Linked DNA regions of Homo sapiens: region 2 is linked to region 1. Evidence: read pairs that join two places in POLR2A ChIA-PET (ENCODE). Cell type or tissue: PC-9. All regions are shown on one strand. Each heading gives the region's core, and the rest is flanking DNA. Links, peaks and the distances in the headings are about the cores only.

Region 1 (7,002 bases), core at 101-2,600:
CCCAGCCCTCCTGTACACCCGCCAGTCTGCCCGCTCGTCCCTGCTGACCTTGGGGCTGAAGGGCCTTATCCTCCAAATTTCCTGACCCCAGGATGGGGGCCTAAGCAGGGCCTGGCCAGATTCCACCCCAGCTGCACCAGAGACTCCTGGAGGAAGGAGCCGCTGCTGGAAATTCTGAGCTTTTGTAGGGGGTCACCCCACCCAGGCCAGGGGCGGGCCAAGGGGCGGGCCTTGGATTAGGAGGCCAGGCCAGCCAGGCATCAGGGCTACCTCTGAATCCCTGGCAAAGGGATCTTGGTTGGGGGTGGGGCTGGGCCAACAGTGGCCCCTCCCACGCTGTCAGCACTAGGGCAGGGCTTTGTGGCCTTACCTAGGCTGGAGGAGGTGGGCAGGGGCAGACCCTGCTGGGCAGGCCTGTTTGTGACACTGGAGACCGGGTTCTTTCGTGTCTTGTGCTCAGGGAGTGTTCTTTGTCCACGTGGCTGCATCTGACATTGATGGGCCCTAGGCACTTTACTTTCGTGGATCTTTTCCTCCTTAAAAAAAATATTTTAAAATATGGCCAGGCATGCCAGGTGCGGAGGCTCACGCCTATAATCCTAGCACTTTGGGAAGCCGAGGTGGCAGATCACGAGGTCAGGAGATCGAGACCATCCCGGCTAACATGGTGAAACCCCTTCTCTACTAAAAATACAAAAAATTAGCCGGGCGTGGTGGCAGGCGCCTGTAATCCCAGCTACTCGGGAGGCTGAGGCAGGACAATCCCTTGAACCCGGGAGGCAGAGGTTGCAGTGAGCCAAGACTGCTCCACTGTGCTACTATACTCCAGCCTGGGTGACAGAGAGCGACTCCATCTCAAAAAAAAAAAAAAAAAAAAAAATATATATATATATATATATATATATATATATATATATATATGGCTATAGTCTTAGCACTTTGGGAGGCTGAGGTGGGAGAATTGCTTGAGCCCAGGAGTTCGAGACCAGCCTAGGCAATGTAGCAAGACCCCATCTCTACAAAAAAATTAAAAATTAGCTGGGCATGGTGGTATGTACCTGTAGTCCCAGCTACTTGGGACACTGAGGCAGGAGGAGTGCTTGAGCCCAGGAGGTCATGTCTGGGTTACACTATTATATATTAATTATTAATATATTTACATTTATATTCTTCTTCTGATTAAAAAAACATTTTGTGGGCCCCTGAAAGTACTGTGGCCCTAGGCCTTGGGTCTATTGTGCTTAGTGGATAAGTCATCCCTGTTGTAGGGACCTGTTTCTGAAAGGCACTGTGTTCATGAAGTCAGGGCTGTGTCATCACCCTTTGTATATGTGCTGGGTTAGTGACTGTGTCTTTGTGAAGCCCCATTTAGTGACCATCTGAGCCTCTGCACAAATTCCAGTGGCAAGTAGGTGTGAGTGTGGAACCCAGTGCCTGGGACTGGGTGTGTGTGAGCCCTGCTGTCTTGTGAGCATGAGATCCTGTGTTTGTGTGACCATGCATATGAGCTGTCAGTGAGCACATGCTTGTTCATTCATTTGTGGTTTCACTTGTTCAATATGTGAAAGGAAAATATCTTGGGCCCCTTCAAGCTGGGAACCGCTCAGGACAAATCTGCCTCCCATTCTATTCAAGTCATCCTTTTGCTTACAGACATAGATGCATATTATGATTGCCTCCATTGCCTCTTTTGGAAAGACTACCAGAAACTCAAAAGAATGCAACCATCTGTCTGTCACCTGCCTGTGACCTGGAAGCCCCCAGTGGGGGGCCGTGCTTTGAGCTGTCTCCACCTCTCTGGACAGAGCTTATGTACTTCTGTTTTTTTTTTATTTTTATTTTTTGAGACGGAGTCTCGCTCTGTCGCCCAGGCTGGAGTGCAGTGGTGCGATCTCAGCTCACTGCAAGCTCTGCCCCCCGGGTTCATGCCATTCTCCTGCCTCAGCCTCCCGAGTAGCTGGGACTACAGGCGCCCGCCACCACGCCTGGCTAATTTTTTGTATTTTTAGTAGAGACGAGGTTTCACCGTGTTAGCCAGGATGGTCTCGATCTCCTGACCTTGTGATCTGCCTGCCTCAGCTTCCCAAAGTGCTGGGATTACAGGTGTGAGCCACCGCGCCTGGCCTAATTTTTTTTTAGATGAAGTCTCACTCTGTCGCCCAGGCTGGAGTGCAATGGCATGATCTCGGCTCACTGCAACCTCTGGCTCCCGGGTTCAAGCGATTCTCCTGCCTCAGCCTCCAGAGTAGCTGGGACTACAGGCGCGTGCCACCACACCCAGCTAATTTTTATATGTTTAGTAGAGACAGGGTTTCACCATATTGGCCAGGCTGGTCTTGAACTCCTGACCTTGTGATCTGCCCACCTTGGCCTCCCAAAGTGCTGGGATTACAGGCTTGAGCCACCACGCTTGGCTAAGGTACTTCTTACGTATTGATAGATGTCTCATATCTCCCTAAAATGTATAAAACCAAGCTGTGCCCGGAACACCTTGGGCACATGTCATCAGGACTTCCTGAGGCTGTGTCTTGGATGCATCTTCAACCTCAGCAAAATAAACTTTTTAAATTAACTGAGAGCTGTCTCAGATTTTCTGGGTTCACATTTGGTAACTATGGATGGATTCTGTGTGGAGATGTCCTTGACTTTTGACTAATTGCCTATCTGTGCTTGGTACCAGCAGGAGCTAACTTTATGGCTCAAACCAATAGGACAATTTGCTGAGGTCTGGGAGCACCCCCTCCAGAGAATCCTTGATTTCTCAATTGGTTGAGATCTAAAGTTTATTTTGCTGTACAACTCTTTTTTTTTTTTTTTTTTTTTTTGGAGTTTTACTTGCTCCCAAAAGGAAAGCAAGTTTTTCTGCTTCCATGACGATGGAAGGCAGGTAACTCCTTTATGGAGTTTGAGCTCGCTTCCAACAGGGAAAATTAGTTTTTTTTTCCTGCTTCTGGGATGGTAGAGAGCAGTCTACAGCCTGAGACCCATCACTAGGTAAGAAACTGGCTTGGGATTCTGCCTTGCAATTTCCTTTAAATGACTAAAGTTAGCATTTAACAACCAGCTGGTGTTAACTTCTGCTTACACTTACAGCACTCAGAAATCATATACTTTGTGTGATCATTGTTACTTTAGCAGCATTTTGTTCTAGCTGAAATATGGTAATAAGATTAAAAAAATTTTTTTTGGCTGGGAGTGGTGGCTCACACCCGTAATCCCAACACTTTGGGAGGCCGAGGTGGGCGGGTCACCTGAGGTCGGGAGTTTGAGACCAGCTTGGCCAACATGGTGAAACCTATCTCTACTAAAAATACAAAAATTAGCCCGGCATGGTGGTGGGTGCCTGTAATCCCAGCTACTCAGGAGGCTGAGGCAGGAGAATTGCTTCAACCTGGGAGGTGGGGGTTGCAGTGAGCCGAGATCATGCTACTGTTACTCCAGCCTCAGTGACAGAGCAAGACTCCATCTCAACAACAACAACAACAACAACAAAAACACAAAAATTATCCAGGCATGGTGGCCCACACCTATAATCCCAGCTATTCAGGAGGCTGAGGCAGGAGAATCACTTAAACTTGGAAGGCGGAGGTTGCAGTGAGCTGAGATTGCGCCACTGCCCTCTAGCCTGGGTGACAGAGCAAGACTCTGCTAAAAAAAAAAAAAAATAAGCCGGGTGCAGTGGCTCACACATAATCCTAGCACTTTGGGAGACTGAGGCAGGAGGATCATTTGAGGTCAGGAGTTTGAAACCAACCTGGCCAACATGGCGAAACCCTGTTTCTACTAAAAATACAAAAATTAGCCAGGCTTAGTGGTGTGTGCCTATAATCCCAGCTACTTGGGAGGCTGAGGCAGGAGAATCGCTTGACCTGGGAGGCAGAGGTTGCAATGAGCTGAGATCATGCCACTGCACTCCAGCCTGGGTGACAGCAAGACTCAGTCTCAAGAAAAAAATAAAAAATAAAAAATAAACCAAAATAGGGCCGGACGCAGTGGCTCACGCTTGTAATCCCAGCACTTTGGGAGGCCGAGGCGGGCGGATCACAAGGTCAGGAGATCAAGACCATCCTGGCTAACATGGTGATACCCTGTCTCTACTAAAAATACAAAAAATTAAGCTGGGCGTGGTGGTGGGCGCCTGTAGTCCCAGCTACTCGGGAGGCTGAGGCAGGAGAATGGCGTGAACCCGGGAGGCGGAGCTTGCAGTGAGCGGAGATCATGCCACTGCACTCCAGCCTGGGTGACAGAGCAAGACTCCATCTGAAAAAAAAAAAAAAAAAAAAAAAACCCAAAATAAATAAAAAGGAGGGATGTTCAGAACAAATTGGAAAGTCCAACCATGTCATGAACAGTCAGTGTAAGTCACAAAAAACCCAAAAACTTTTTTTTTTTTTTTGAGACGGAGTCTCGCTCTATCACCCAGGCTGGAGTGCAGTGGCGCAATCTCGGCTCACTGCAAGCTTGCCTCCCGGGTTCACGCCATTCTCCTGCCTCAGCCTTCTGAGTAGCTGGGACTACAGGGGCCCGCCATCATGCCTGGCTAATTTTTTTGTGTTTTTAGTAGAGACAGGGTTTCACCATGTTAGCCAGGATGGTCTTGATCTCCTGACCTCGTGATCCACCTGCCTCGGCCTCCAGAAGTGCTGAGATTACAGGTGTGAGCCACCGTGCCCGGCCAAAAACCCAAAAACTTTTATATAATCAAGTTGTCGTATACTTTTTTCTTCAGGGTAGAGTCTTGCTTTGTTGCCCAGGCTGAAGTGCAGTGGTGCAATCTTGGCTCACTGCAACCTCTGCCTCCTGGGTTCAAGTGATTCTCCTGCCTCAGCCTCCCCAGTAGCTGGGTTTACAGGCATGTGCCACCACACCTGGCTAATTTTTGTATTTTTGGTAGACATGGGGTTTCAGCATATTGGCTTGGCTGGTCTCAAACTCCTCGCCTCAGGTGATCCGCCTGCCTTGGCCTCCCAAAATGCTAGGATTACAGGCGTGAGCCACCATGTCAGGCCACGTTGTCGTATTATATATTATTATTATTATTATTTTTTGAGATGGATTCTCGCTCTGTCACCCAGGCTGGAGTGCAGTGGCGCGATCTCAGCTCACTGCAAGCTCCACCTCCCAGGTTCATGCCATTCTCCTGCCTCAGCCTCCTGAGTAGCTGGGGCTACAGGCGCCCACCACCGCGCCCGGCTAATTTTTTGTATTTTTGGTAGAGACAGGGTTTCACCGTGGTCTCGATCTCCTGACCTCGTGATCTGCCCACCTTGGCCTCCCAAAGTGCTGGGATTACAGGCATGAGCCACCGTGCCTGGCCTTTTTTTTTTTTTTTAGACGAAGTCTCACTCTGTCACCCAGGCTGGAGTGCAATGGCAGGATCTCGGCTCACTGCAACCTCTGGCTCCTGGGTTCAAGCGATTCTCCTCCCCTAGCCTCCCGAGTAGCTGGGATTACAGGTGCACACCACTACACCTGGCTAATTTTTGTATTTTTAGTAGAGACAGAGTTTCAGCATGTTGGTCAGGATGGTCTTGAACTCCTGACCTCGTGATCTGCCTGCCTCGGCCTCCCAAAATGCTGGGATTACAGGCGTGAGCCACCGTGCCTGGCCAACAGCTTTTAACAATTTAGTACAGTCCTATGAACAAAATTTGGAGCATATTTGTTTCTCTACCTGATTTCTCCAGAATTTGGAAACTATTTGTGAGTATTCTTAACTTATGGCAATACAGTTATTTGCATAAGTGCCATAAGAATCTGTTTTTGCCTGGCATGGTGGCTCACTCCTGTAATCCCAGCACTTTGGGAGGCCAAGGTGGGCAAATCACCTGAGGTTGTGAGTTCGAGACCAGCCTGGCCAACATGGCAAAACCCCATCTCTACTAAAAACACAAAAATTAGCTGGGCATGGTGGCACATGCCTGTAATCCCAGCTACTCCAGAGGCTAAGGCAGTAGAATCGCTTGAACCTGGGAAGCAGAGGTGGCAGTGAGCTGAGATTGCACCATTGCACTCCAGCCTGGGCAACAGAGCCAGACTCCACCAAAAAAAAAAAAAAAAAAAAGAATCTGTTTTCATTTGTAACAGGACACAATTGGAGGAATTGATTATTTGACCAAGACTTTGACAGGAATGGTGTGCTTTCGTTTAAGGAATCAAACTTAACTTATGGAGCCAATAAAGCCCTTGGGAAAACTGGCCTCACATTTTGTGTACACAGTCCCTGTACAGGATTTCTTACCTGTGGTAAGTAAAGAATGTCACTTTCTGGGGCCAGGAGTGGTGGCTCATGCCTGTAATCCCAGCACTTTGGGAGGCCAACGCGGGAGGATCACCTGAGGTCAGGAATTCAAGACTAGCCTGATCAAAAAAAAAAGGATGTCACTTTCTGACAGGCACAGAGGCCCCAGGTTTATGTTTATCTTGGAACTTGAAAGGAGAGGAAATTCCATCCAACTCATGGGTATTTGATGGCACAAATCCATGGCTGGGCAGGGCTTTAAAAAGTCTTACCTGAGATTCCTCTTATGGGACAAAATAAATTATTCTTGCTGCACTGTATACAAATATTTAGGCCAAGTATAATAAGCAAACAAGTCATACCATGATTTGTCTTTAGTAAAATGGGAAATTGGAGAGAGAATAAAATCATGTTTCAAAACGAATGTTCACCTGTTGTTAGATTCTAGTCTTAACTGTTTTTTTGTTTGTTTGCTTCCAATTTTTATGATTTTCTACAGTTTGGAATGAATTTTTCTTGGCTACAAGTCTTCAAATTAAGTTTTCAATTTTTTTCCTTCTTTTTTTTCATTTTCCTAATTTGGAGTCACTGAAAACTAAGCTGTGTGTTTTTTTTTTTTTTTTTGAGACAGAGTCCCGCTCTGTCACTCAGGCTGGAGTGCAGTGGCAGGGTCTCAGCTCACTGAACCTCCGCCTCTCAGGTTCACGCCATTCTCCTGCCTCAGCCTCCTGAGTAGCTGGGACTACAGGCAACCACCACCA
Region 2 (10,500 bases), core at 3,876-6,375, 150 kb before region 1:
CTGAGCTCTAGGCCCAGGACTGGGCTCCCCAGTGGGGGCTGGGTAGGCCCAAGGGAGTGAGGGATGGCTGTCTGGGCTCTGTCTAAACAGGATGTACTCAGGCTGGCCAACGGTCACAGGTCACTTCGAATCCAGCCGAGCTTAGGCCCACTCAACCCCACCTCTCTTACTATCCAACATACACACAGACACACACATGCATAGACACACAGAATGAAGGGTGTGGGGTAACAGGCAAGGATCTCAGTGCCCCGTGTCCCTTTCTCGCTCTGGACTCACATGGAAGCAGTTGCTGATAGATTCATGTGGGGCCCACTGGGAGAACACAGAAGGGTCTGGGTCCCCAGGGCAGGATCTTTTAATGTCTGAAAAGGGGTGTAGGACCTGCAGGGGCCCAGTGAAGCTCCTGACCCAGCCATGAGGACTGGCTTCCTAGGAGATGATGCCTGTCTGGATCTAGAAGGAGACAAGAAAGACATTCCAGGTACAGGGGAACAGCATGTGCCAAGGCCCAGAGGTGAGAGTCTAGAGCTCCTGGAAAAGGCTCGGGATGCCTGAGGGGCCCAGTGCAGAAGGATGAAGAAGGGATACTGAGCCTGTGCTGAAAAGGGCAGTGTTTATTGGTGAAAGAGGCAGCTAAGGGCCCACGTCTAGAGGAAACACAGGGTTTAGACTGGTGCTGAAGTCCGGGAAGAACATTTGTGGTAGAGGGAACAACAGCAGAGACGGCTTGGAGGCAGCTTTAGGGAGAGGCCAGGTCATTCCAGCTTTTGATCGGCTCAGAGCCAGCCCCTGGGGCAGGCTGGGCAGGAGAAGGCTGCACACGGAACCTCAGTGAGTCCCCATGGCCTGCCTCCTCCTGGTGCCACCCAACCGCCTGCCCCGAGCCCCCTCTCCAGCCCCCTTCCCAACACTCCCCCTCCCTGGGATCCAGTTCCTAGTGGGTGGGGGCTGGGCCAGAGAGCAGGCAACAGCGCCTGGGGCAGGGGAGATGAGAAAACCAGAAAGCGAGGAAACCTGAGCCAGCGACGCTGGGGCTGGGCGGGCCGGGGCCTGCTTGCCCTGCCAGGCCCAGGGAACAAGTTCCCCCCTAAGACTAGGGCAGGGGAGGAGGTGAGGGAGTGCTGGTGTGGCTGCCGCCCTCATCCAATGGGGATGGAGGGTCTCTGAGGCCCAGGCCCTCCAAGTCCAGCCTTCGTGTGCAGAGGCCAGGAGGGCAGGCCCCAGTGCACCTCCAGGCTTCCCTCTCCCCACCTGAGGTGAGCCACGGGGAGGCAGACAACAGGGACCTGCAGCAGGAGGCCGGAGGCTGCAGTTCAGTTCCCATGCATCCTGGAAGAGCCAAAAGGAAGAGAAACAGGCACAACCACCGCCAGAAACAAAGTCCAGGCCAGGGTGAAGGGCAGGGTGTATTTGCGGGAGGAAAGCTTCAAGGTTTTCCTGCCCGTTGCTGGCACCATCATCCAGGTGGGGGCTGGGCCAATGACTTCCCTGTTGTAACCCTCACTGTTGGCTCGGTCACCCCTCACAAGCTCCAGGACCTCAAGACTATGAAGTCCACCCTGAAGCTCAGCCAGGTCCACCCAGATCCGAGTGCAGTGTATCCCACGCAGCCGGGGCACACCTGGGAAGGAGGAGGAGGCTGCCCCAGGAGGGTATTCCAGAGGTGGATTCAGTGCAGGAGCTGGACCTGGCCTAACCAGCTGTGTCTGCACACACCCCTTCACCTGCGTGACCAGACTAGCACCAGGGCGGGCCATGGGGGAGGCTGAATGAAACTTAGGCCTAAGATCTGAGTGTCCTACCCAACAGGAGGGAGGTCAGGCCAGTAGGAAGCCAGCCTGTCTCTCTCCCTTCAGATGACGCCACAGGGCATCCTGGGTGGTTCTCAGGTGGAGTTAGAACAGCAGAGTGGCTTCTGGAGAGGAGGACAGAAGGATTGTGGGTGTCAAGGAGAGCACAGGGTGGGGGGCAGCCAGTCCAGAGGAGCTGAGAGTAGGGCAGGGAGTTGACTCCCTGAGTCTTGGCTTCTTGGCTGTGTTCCCTCTCCGATCTGGTGCTGCAGGGATTTGCTCTCTTATTTTTGCTCTCTTATTCACATGATAAAGATGCGTGGAGTTCCAGAAGTGCCCTGTGGGACTCCAGCAGGCATCCAGCTCCTGCGTGCCTATCAGGGTTGCAGGCCCTTGGCTCCATGTGGGCCCTGCAGCCTGGCCTTCCTGTCCTGGAGCTTTCCCACAGCCACTGAAAATGCCTTCTCCAGGCACCACAGCCTGGTGGCTCCAGGCCTCCCCCAACCCTCCCTACCTCCCCACTCTCCTCCCTCATGCTCAACTGTACAATGGGGACAACAGGGCCTGCTTCTCAGCCCAATTGTGAAGCACCTGGGGGTGAATAACCGCAAAACTTCCTGGCATGCAATGCCTCCCAACCTGGTATCCAGAGCTGGTTTTGAGGGGTCTGTGGACCTCTGAAATTGAAGACAAAATTGTGAAAAGCTATACAATATTCCCCTGAATAATATAATATACCTCGGAGATATGGCGGGTTTGGTTCCAGACCACCACAATAAAGCTAACATTGTAATAAAGCAACTCACAAATTTTTTTGGTTTCCCAGTGCATATAAAAGTCATGTTTACACTATACTGTAGTCTGTTAAGTGTGTGATAGCATTATGTCTAAAAAATGTACATATCTTAATTAAAAAATACTTTATTGCTAAAAAATGCTAATGAAGTGAGCACATGCTGTTGGAAAAATGGTGCTGATAGACTTGCTCGACACAGAGTTGCAACAAACCTTCAACTTCAGAAAACACAATATCTGCAAAACGCAATAAACCACAATAAAATGAGGTCTGCCGATATGTATATGCACACACACACACAAACTATAACAACATATTATGATGATACAAAATGCTCACCCCAGCACTGACACAGAGCAAGGGCTCAGTGTGGATTCACTGCTGCAATAACAATTTTTTTTGTATGATTATTCAGCCCTCTCGAATTGCTTAGGAAGGAATTGGCATTCCACCCCATGTAGCCAGGCTCAATTCTAGCTCTTTGCCCTCTTCCTGGCCCCCTTCCCTGGTCTCCCTGCCATTGAAGGCCTCTGTGTGCTGGGCCTATTCTGTGTGTCTGAGTGGAGCTTCATGAACAGATCAGTTGAGCCTCTTTCCTTCCCAACCCAGTACACTGGAGTCTCTGGCAAGTCCTGACAGCTCTTCCGTGGTAACCAGCATGATGCTAATGATGCTGGAGATAGTGATAGAAGTGGCCAGGCTATAAGGAGACCATGGAGGCTGTGAGAGGATGGAAGGGATGGTGTTGGAAGCCATAGAGATGGTGGCTTAAGCTGTATTGGTGATGGTGGTGCAGTGGTGGTGACCTCAGGGGTGACCCTCATACAGATGAGTGGGGATGAGGAGAGATGGATTGTCACAGTGTTTTCAATGAGGCGTGACAAAGGGGAGAGGTGCAGGTGCTGTCACAGCAGCTCCATAACTCCAGGATGGTGTTTGCTCACCTCAAATGCCCTGCCTGTGCTTGGAGCATGAGGCAGCACTCTAAGTCCTGAGTCAGGAGACCCTCAGCAGGATCCCTAGTGCCCAGCTCCACCTTGCACTTGGAGTCAACCAGTCAATGGGTCAGAGGGAGAGAGGTCTTTTCCTGGAGGTCTTGCTAGCCAGGGAGAGAAGTGGGAGGAGGAAGAAGGCGGAGAGGAGGAGTGAGAAGAAAAAGAGAAAGGAGGAAGAGGGTAAAGAGCAGGAAGAAGGAGGAGGAAGAAGAGAAGGAAATGCATGGGGTGGAGGAAGAGAAGGGAGAGGAGGAGAGGGCAGAGAAGGAAAAATCCAGGAGAAGAGAGGAGAAGGAGGAAAAGGAGGGAGATGGAAAAGAGGGAGAAGAGGAGAGAGGAAGAGGGAGAAGAGAGGGGAGAAGGAAGGAGAGGCAGAGGGAGAAGAGGAGAAAGGAAAGAGGAGAAAGAGGAGGGCACAGAAGACAGAACAGGAAGAGGATGAAGGAGAGGACAAAGGGCCAACGCCCCTGGGAGCCTCCGCAGGGTGCCCGGGGCAGGGCTGAGAAGTGGTCCTGGTGGTGAGGCCATGACCTTGGAAAGTTGGGTTGGGCAGAGGGTCCCTTCCTGGGGTCACGGTAGGCCCTTCTCAGTTGCTGAGCCATTGGCTCATCACCAGGCCATTTGAAAGCAAATGTCCCCTTGAGGAGAGAAGGTGCTAGCTGATCTGGCCTCTCTAAGGTATGGAACTATAAGGAGAGTCTGTGGGAGCTGCTGGCCTGAAATAAGGGCTGGCGATTGAGGCGATCACGGGGAGTCGTTGAATGGCTGGAGAGAGCTGTGTGGCTGGGCTGCCCCCGACCTGGCCTAGGCTGGAGGCTGAGCCCGCGGGAAGGTCCGGCGGTGCCAGCCGTCCCAGGGGCTGCACCGCCACCTGCTGAGCAGCCCGGGCAGTCAGGGGTCCTGCGCCGCGGGGCCCACGCACGGGACCAGGGGCACGGCCGGCGGCGAGTGGGAATGAGGGACGCGGAAGGGGGTGCTCAGGTGAGCGCAGGCTCGTTGCTCCCTGGCGCTGCAGCCCTTCTCGCCAGGGAGTTGAATGCCCGGGTAAACACCAGGCGCGATGTGTGCGGTGTATTCACAGAGAGACAAAGCCAGGGCGGGGCGGGGGCGCCGCCCGCGAAGCGGGGGCGGGGGCGAGGGGTGCAGACTAGTCTCCCCCGGCGCGGGGTGCCCACCGCCTGGGAACCCTGAGCCCGGCCCACGGACAGGTGGAGCGGGGGCGGGGCGGTGGCTGGGCGGGTCCCGCCCCGGGGGTGGGGCTGGGCGGGCCGGGCGGGGCGGGGCTGCGCTATGCAAATGTCGCCCACGGGCGGCCAATTGCCGGCGCTCCCCGCGCGGCTCTGAGCGCCCCGTCCCGCCGGCGGCCGCGAGACCAGAGCGAGCGAACGAACCGCGGCGGTCCGGAGAGCCCCGAGCGCAGCGCAGGACCTGGGTACGCCGCGAGGAACCGTGCAGCCCAGCGCGGCCGCCCGGCCCGGGTCCAGCAGCCAGGAGAGCGCAGCGCTTCGAAGCCGAGTGCGCGCCACCGCCCGCGCCCCGCGCTGGGGAATGCGCCCTCGGCGCGCCGGCCAGGGGGCGCCCGCAGCCCACCCCAGGGGAGGCGGCCCCGAGCGCCCCTGAGCCTTCCCATGGCCCGGGCTGGGGCCCGGGCCCTCGGCTGCTGACGCGCCCGAAGCCCGCGGAACCGGTTAAGCCGCGGCCGCGGCGCCGATCCCGGCTGAGGCGCAGCGGCGAGAGGTCGCGGGCAGGGCCATGGCCCCGGGGGGCCGCTAGCGCGGACCGGCCCAACGGGAGCCGCTCCGTGCCGCCGCCGCCGCCCGGGCGCCCAGGCCCCGCCGCTGCGGAAGAGGTGAGTGCAGCGGGAACCGGGAGGGAGCGGGCAGGCGGCCGGGCCACCCCGCGACCCCTCTGGGACCCGCGGCACTGCAACTCCGCAGAAGTGTCCGGGGAGCGGGTCTCGTCGAGCCGGGGGGCTGCCCGCGGACATAGGGGCAACAAGGCTGGGGTGGGATTCTTACCTGTCCTGGAGGCCCGGACCCCTTACCTACGGGGCGGCGTATGGATGTGTGGATGATGTGGCCTGCGGGGTCACCCATGTGCAAAGCAACTTTTTCCTGCAAGGTTCTGGGTGGGTGCTCTCATACACCCCCACCTTCACGCTTCTGGAGCGGGAGTTCCGATCCCCCTTCTGCCTCAGCTCTCTCTCCCATTAACGCCCGAGGCAGCGCTCTTCCCCGTAGATGCGCTTGCCCTACCTCAGTGTCTCTACTTGAGGACTGGCCAGCCCGAAGGGAAGCGGTATACTGGCAGTCCCCACGTGGGGGGTCTCCCACATCAGCAGAGTGGGAGGACCTCCAGTCCTGAGGCATTTCTCCCAGCATTGTGCCAGCCCCTTGACCCCCAGCTGCCACCTTGGGTTTGCTTTTACAGCAGAGTCCTGCCTGGATTAGGGGCACGGCTGTATGTAGTGTGTAGGTGAGCTTGGAGAGCCTGCGGTCAATCCCTAGTTTGAACCAGGGGTCCCAGTGGTGAAGTGGGCAGGGGACAGCGGGGGCTTGGCGGGGTTGCCCCCAGCAGATGGGACAGGAGGGTATCAAAGTTGGCCTAGGAATGAGGCAGTGCTGGCGGGAGTTGGCTGGAGCTGGGGCTGGGGGCCCCACTGGATAAATAACTCCTAATTTTTGAGATAGCTGTGTTTTGCCACCAGAACATTACTGCTTGGGAGAGGTAAGGGAGACGCCAACCAAAGACACCAGTATGTCCACCCTGAAGCTGGGCCAGGTTGGGGACCTCTGTCCTCCTGAATTCACCCAGATAGTCTCCCAGTAGTTATCCTAGTTGCAGAGAAGGGAAAACTGCACCCAGGGGTTGGGAGCCCCATCTCAGCCCAGGGAGTTGGATGGAGCTGAGGCCTCTTCCCAGGCTACCCAAGGGGTGTGCCAGGACCCCGTAGGGTATAGTGTCTAGGCAGGCGGGGGGCACAGGCATGCCTACTCCTGCTGCTCCCCCTTCAGCTCCGAAGGAGCCAGGCCCGGAAGTGGGGAGGTGGGGGCCGGAGAGAAAGCAGGGGCCAGAGAGAAGGCGGCAGCCCACCCAGCCTCAGCCCCTCGCTGCTCAGCATACCTTGGGGGGAGGATGGAGCCAGGCTCAGGTGACCTTGACTGGGAAACCCTGGCCACAAAAGGGGGGTTTCAGTCCCAGCTATGCTGGGGTGGCTCTGCTTCCTGGTCCTTGAGGTGTTGGGGGATGGGGAAGCTGAGGAGCCAAGAAGGAGACAGAGCTCTTGTTGAAGTGGGGGAGGGAATCTGAGGGGCTGGGTAGCGGGTGGGGTGCTGTTGATAATCTCCCCATGTTCCCCTACGGCCCCTGTTCCTGCCTCCCTTCCATCCAGGCAGTCCTCAGCTCGGAGGAGCCAACCTCCCTTCCTGGAGACAGGCTGTCCACCCCCACCCCCAACTCCAAGCCTGGGCGGTCTGGATCCGGCTGTACAGTTTGGCCACCTGGCCCCCTGTCCCATCCCAGGTGCCTCCGGACTCCTTCCTCTGGCCGCCTCTTCCCTGCACCCCTTGCCAGCCCCGGCTCCTCGTTTCTTTGTTCAAGCGTCTCTCCTCCGTCCCTCCCTCTCTCCTCCCTCTCTCCTCCTCCCTCCCGCCTGCCTCCCTCCCTTGCTCCCTCCCACCAGCCTTCCTTCCCTCCTTCTCTGCTTTCTTCCTGGTGGGCTCCCAGGTGGCGGTGGCTGTTCTTCCTCTGTCCACTGACCTGGGCTTGGTGTGACTTGGGGGCTTTTCTGGGGCTGGGGCTGGGTGACAGGCATCTCGGGACTGGCAGAGGGGAAGGCACTGTGGGTTTGCCCTTTCTTTCCCTCTCTGTCCTTCTTCTCCTTTTCTTCCTTCCCTCTCCTTCTTTCCCCCACCTGCCAGGCTGTCCAAGAGGGGACCTGGACTTGAGACTGAGGCCCCAGCAAACTTGAGCCCCTCCCCATTCACCTCTTTAAAAGGCCAAAGCATTTGGATGGGAAGTCCCTGTAGGGACCCAGTAGAAAGACTCCCCACCTCTCTGGACACATTGGGTGACTCCAACCCTGTCCTTGGTGACACTGACTTTGTCACCATGAACATGGATGAAGGAAAAAATGAGGTCATGGGGAGGGGGGAGGCGGGAGGCAGGTTGACAGGAGCCCCCGTTACATAGTATCGAAGCTCTCTGAGGGACTCAGACGGCATCTTGCGCCAGGACAGTATCTCCCAGCTCCCCTGAGCCCCACCCCACTAGCAGGTCAAGTTCTTGAGCAAACTCATGCTTGTAAGGACGTGTGTGGGCCTGCAAGTGTGAACGTGTGCATATCCACAGCTGTTATCAGGGGCCTCCCAGGTGCACCTTGAGGGTGACGGTGGCTGCACAGCCATTTCTCCCACCTGCCCCCACTTCTCAGAGCCTGCCATTCAGTCAGCACTAGCTTTGTGCCTCCCAGACCTGAGGAGGGGCTGGTTCTGATTCCCCCATCCCCCAGCTAGCCTCCCCAGGAGGCAGCATCTATGACAGGGGATCTGGAAGGACCATGAGCGGTGTGCCAGGCCCTCGGGAGAGAACATTCACACAGAGGGTACCGCGTAAGGAGTGGGCCAAGAGGCTGAAGCTGCACTTCCTGTCTGAGGAGCCATGAGTGGTTTGCCTTGGCAGGAGAGGCCAGGGCTGGGGGAGGTGGGTCTAGGGATGTCATCAGGGTCTAATGAGTGGGGCCTAAGAGTCAGACTGGAGCCTGGGCTTTGCCTCAGCATTGAGCAGCTATGGCAGGGGAGTCCCAGGCCATAGTACTGCCAACTCCCATCCCAGCATCCTAGAGATGGGCCTGGGGTCCTGCCTGCCACGGAAGAAGGGAGTACACAGGGCAGATCTGGGGGATGGGGCTCACATTTTCAGTCTCGATGCCCCCACCCGCAGTGCATCCGGTTGGGGGTGGTGGTAGGAGTTGGCGCTGGTTTGTGCCGGGAGGGAGCAATATGTTCTGACAACTGGTGCTGGGCTGCGTTTACCCAACAGCCAGCCTGCCTGGGGAGACAATATTTGAAAAACACAGTATTGAAACTTGGACCTGCTGGGGCTATGGGGGATTCTGAAGGTGGCAATGCCGCTGGCCCAGATCCAGCCCCAGGCCCACTGGCCATCCTAGCTTCCCTTCTTTGCCCTCTAGAGGCGGAGCTGGAAGTTTTCCCTGGCAGGAAGTCCTTCTGCCTGTCTGACCTGGGTCTCTCCTGCTTTGATTTTAGTACAAGTGGACTCTGCCATTCTCTGCCTTTCCTTTTCTGACTGGTGCTCCCTCTCTTCCATCTTGGGCTGTCTGCATGTGTCTCATTCCCCCACTCTCTCCTGTGCCTCCCCTCTACCGTAATAATCAGGTCCAGGTTTCTCTGTACTGGGAGAAGACCTGTGGCTGGAGCAGGCAGGGATGCACCCTATCTGTTCCCCATTCCTCCAGGTGGGAGGGAGAAGGAGTAACCCACTTTATTGGCCACAGATGCAGGGGAGAAAGGAGAAAGCATGCTGGGAGCTGGAAAGAGCCCTAAGATCACCTGGTTGGTCTGGGCCCTGTGAATGGAATTCAGCATGCCATGAGGGGTAGGGTTTGAGTCTCCAGCAGCCCCCATCAGTTCTGGTGACCCCAGGCTGGGGCCTATTGGTACTATCTCCCCAGACAAAGGCAGGCCAAAGAACGCACATGAGGTGTGCACACAGGGGCATTCATGGCCCCAGGCTGGGGGTGGAAGCGTGGAGGTACCCATCAACCTCTTTGTTCACCTTGGGTAGAAATTGAACTCCCCCATCTGCCTCACACATTCCAATCTTGGTTCCCCTTCCCAGGTTTCTAGAGAGTGGAGCCTGCTTCCTGGGCCCTAGGCCCCTCCCACAATGCTTGTCGCCGGTCTTCTTCTCTGGGCTTCCCTACTGACCGGGGCCTGGCCATCCTTCCCCACCCAGGACCACCTCCCGGCCACGCCCCGGGTCCGGCTCTCATTCAAAGGTAAGAAGCTGTTTTGTTCTTCCCCAGAAATCATCCTCTCTTTACAATAGCGCTCGGCTCCTCTGCACACGAGAGAAAGGGTGGGTCAGGACAAAACCAGGACAAATTGTACAGCCACATAGGTTGTGGGGGAGAAGGGAGACCGGGGAGGTGGTGGCTTGCTGGGAAAGGCTGGAGAACTGACCCATTTAGACACTTAGCAAAAGAGTCCAGAGTCTGGGCATCTTCCAGAGTCAGACTGTGGGTTCCTGGGCTGGGTGGCCTGAGGTCTGTAGGGCATGTCTTTCTGTATGATAATTGGAGAGGTGGCAATGTCACTCCTTCCAAACTTATGTCTGCTGCGGCCCCTCCTTGCCACTGCTATGCATCTGGTCCTGCCCTGAGCAGCCCCTGGGGTGGAAGGTCAGGCAGTTGGGCAGACACTGGAACCTCTGGACACTGGAAGAGCAGGACCTGCTCTCTTGGGGTGTGGGTGCTCGAGGAGCCTTCCTATGGTCTCCAAGTGGGAAGGGTTCCTAGAATCCAGGAGGGGACTGTTGGCTGTGACTGGCAGGGAGGCCGCCGGTGGGTTCAGGCAGAGCACGTGCTGCTGTGAGGGCCTGAGCTCCTGAGCTCCAGTGAGCACTTTGATGAGAAGTCACTGGGAGGTTTCAGTGATGGGCTGGGGTCTGCAGAGTGAGAGGCTGGTCGCCCGCTCCATCACCATTGCACTTAACCCACTGGACAGGTGCACGCACACGGTACACACATGGGTGTACAAATGGCTCACTCGAGAGCCACTTCCTCAAGGGTGTGTGTGGTCTGAAGAGTCTCCCCTGGGCCCAGGGTGAGGGGCAGTGGCCATGCTGGGGCCTGGGGGACCTGGGGTCATTGGGAGTTCTCAGCCTTGGCCCTCCT

The links. ChIA-PET counts read pairs that join two places held together with the same protein. Peaks named below come from ENCODE experiments on the same cell type or tissue, not always from the same donor. Only the 100,000 strongest peaks of a DNase experiment are listed, where the experiment ranks them.
Region 2: POLR2A ChIA-PET joins it to region 1 with 9 read pairs; 2 of 35 experiments call an interaction of 5 or more read pairs at or near these places.

The regions. Positions count from the first base shown.
Region 1 is chr3:50,303,418-50,310,419 of GRCh38, forward strand. It overlaps HYAL1 (hyaluronidase 1), which reads right to left and starts at 157. Exons shown (of 4, transcript NM_033159.4): 1 at 49-157. RefSeq lists enhancers at 1-575, 393-562. In PC-9, for the core only: no CTCF peak of the experiment used is centred there; no DNase peak of the experiment used is centred there.
Region 2 is chr3:50,150,132-50,160,631 of GRCh38, forward strand. SEMA3F (semaphorin 3F) reads left to right here and starts at 5,193. Exons shown (of 19, transcript NM_004186.5): 1 at 5,193-5,433; 2 at 9,444-9,603. The coding sequence starts at 9,492. It overlaps LOC124909484 (basic proline-rich protein-like), which reads left to right and starts at 4,539. Exons shown (of 2, transcript XM_047449434.1): 1 at 4,539-4,565; 2 at 4,930-5,658. The coding sequence starts at 4,539. The coding sequence ends at 5,658. SEMA3F-AS1 (SEMA3F antisense RNA 1) reads right to left here and starts at 5,954. Exons shown (of 4, transcript NR_135301.1): 1 at 5,603-5,954. RefSeq lists an enhancer at 517-1,188 and silencers at 4,468-4,527, 4,538-4,677, 4,708-5,177. In PC-9, for the core only: no CTCF peak of the experiment used is centred there; a DNase peak (open chromatin) is centred at 4,980; H3K4me3 peaks cover 1,566 bases.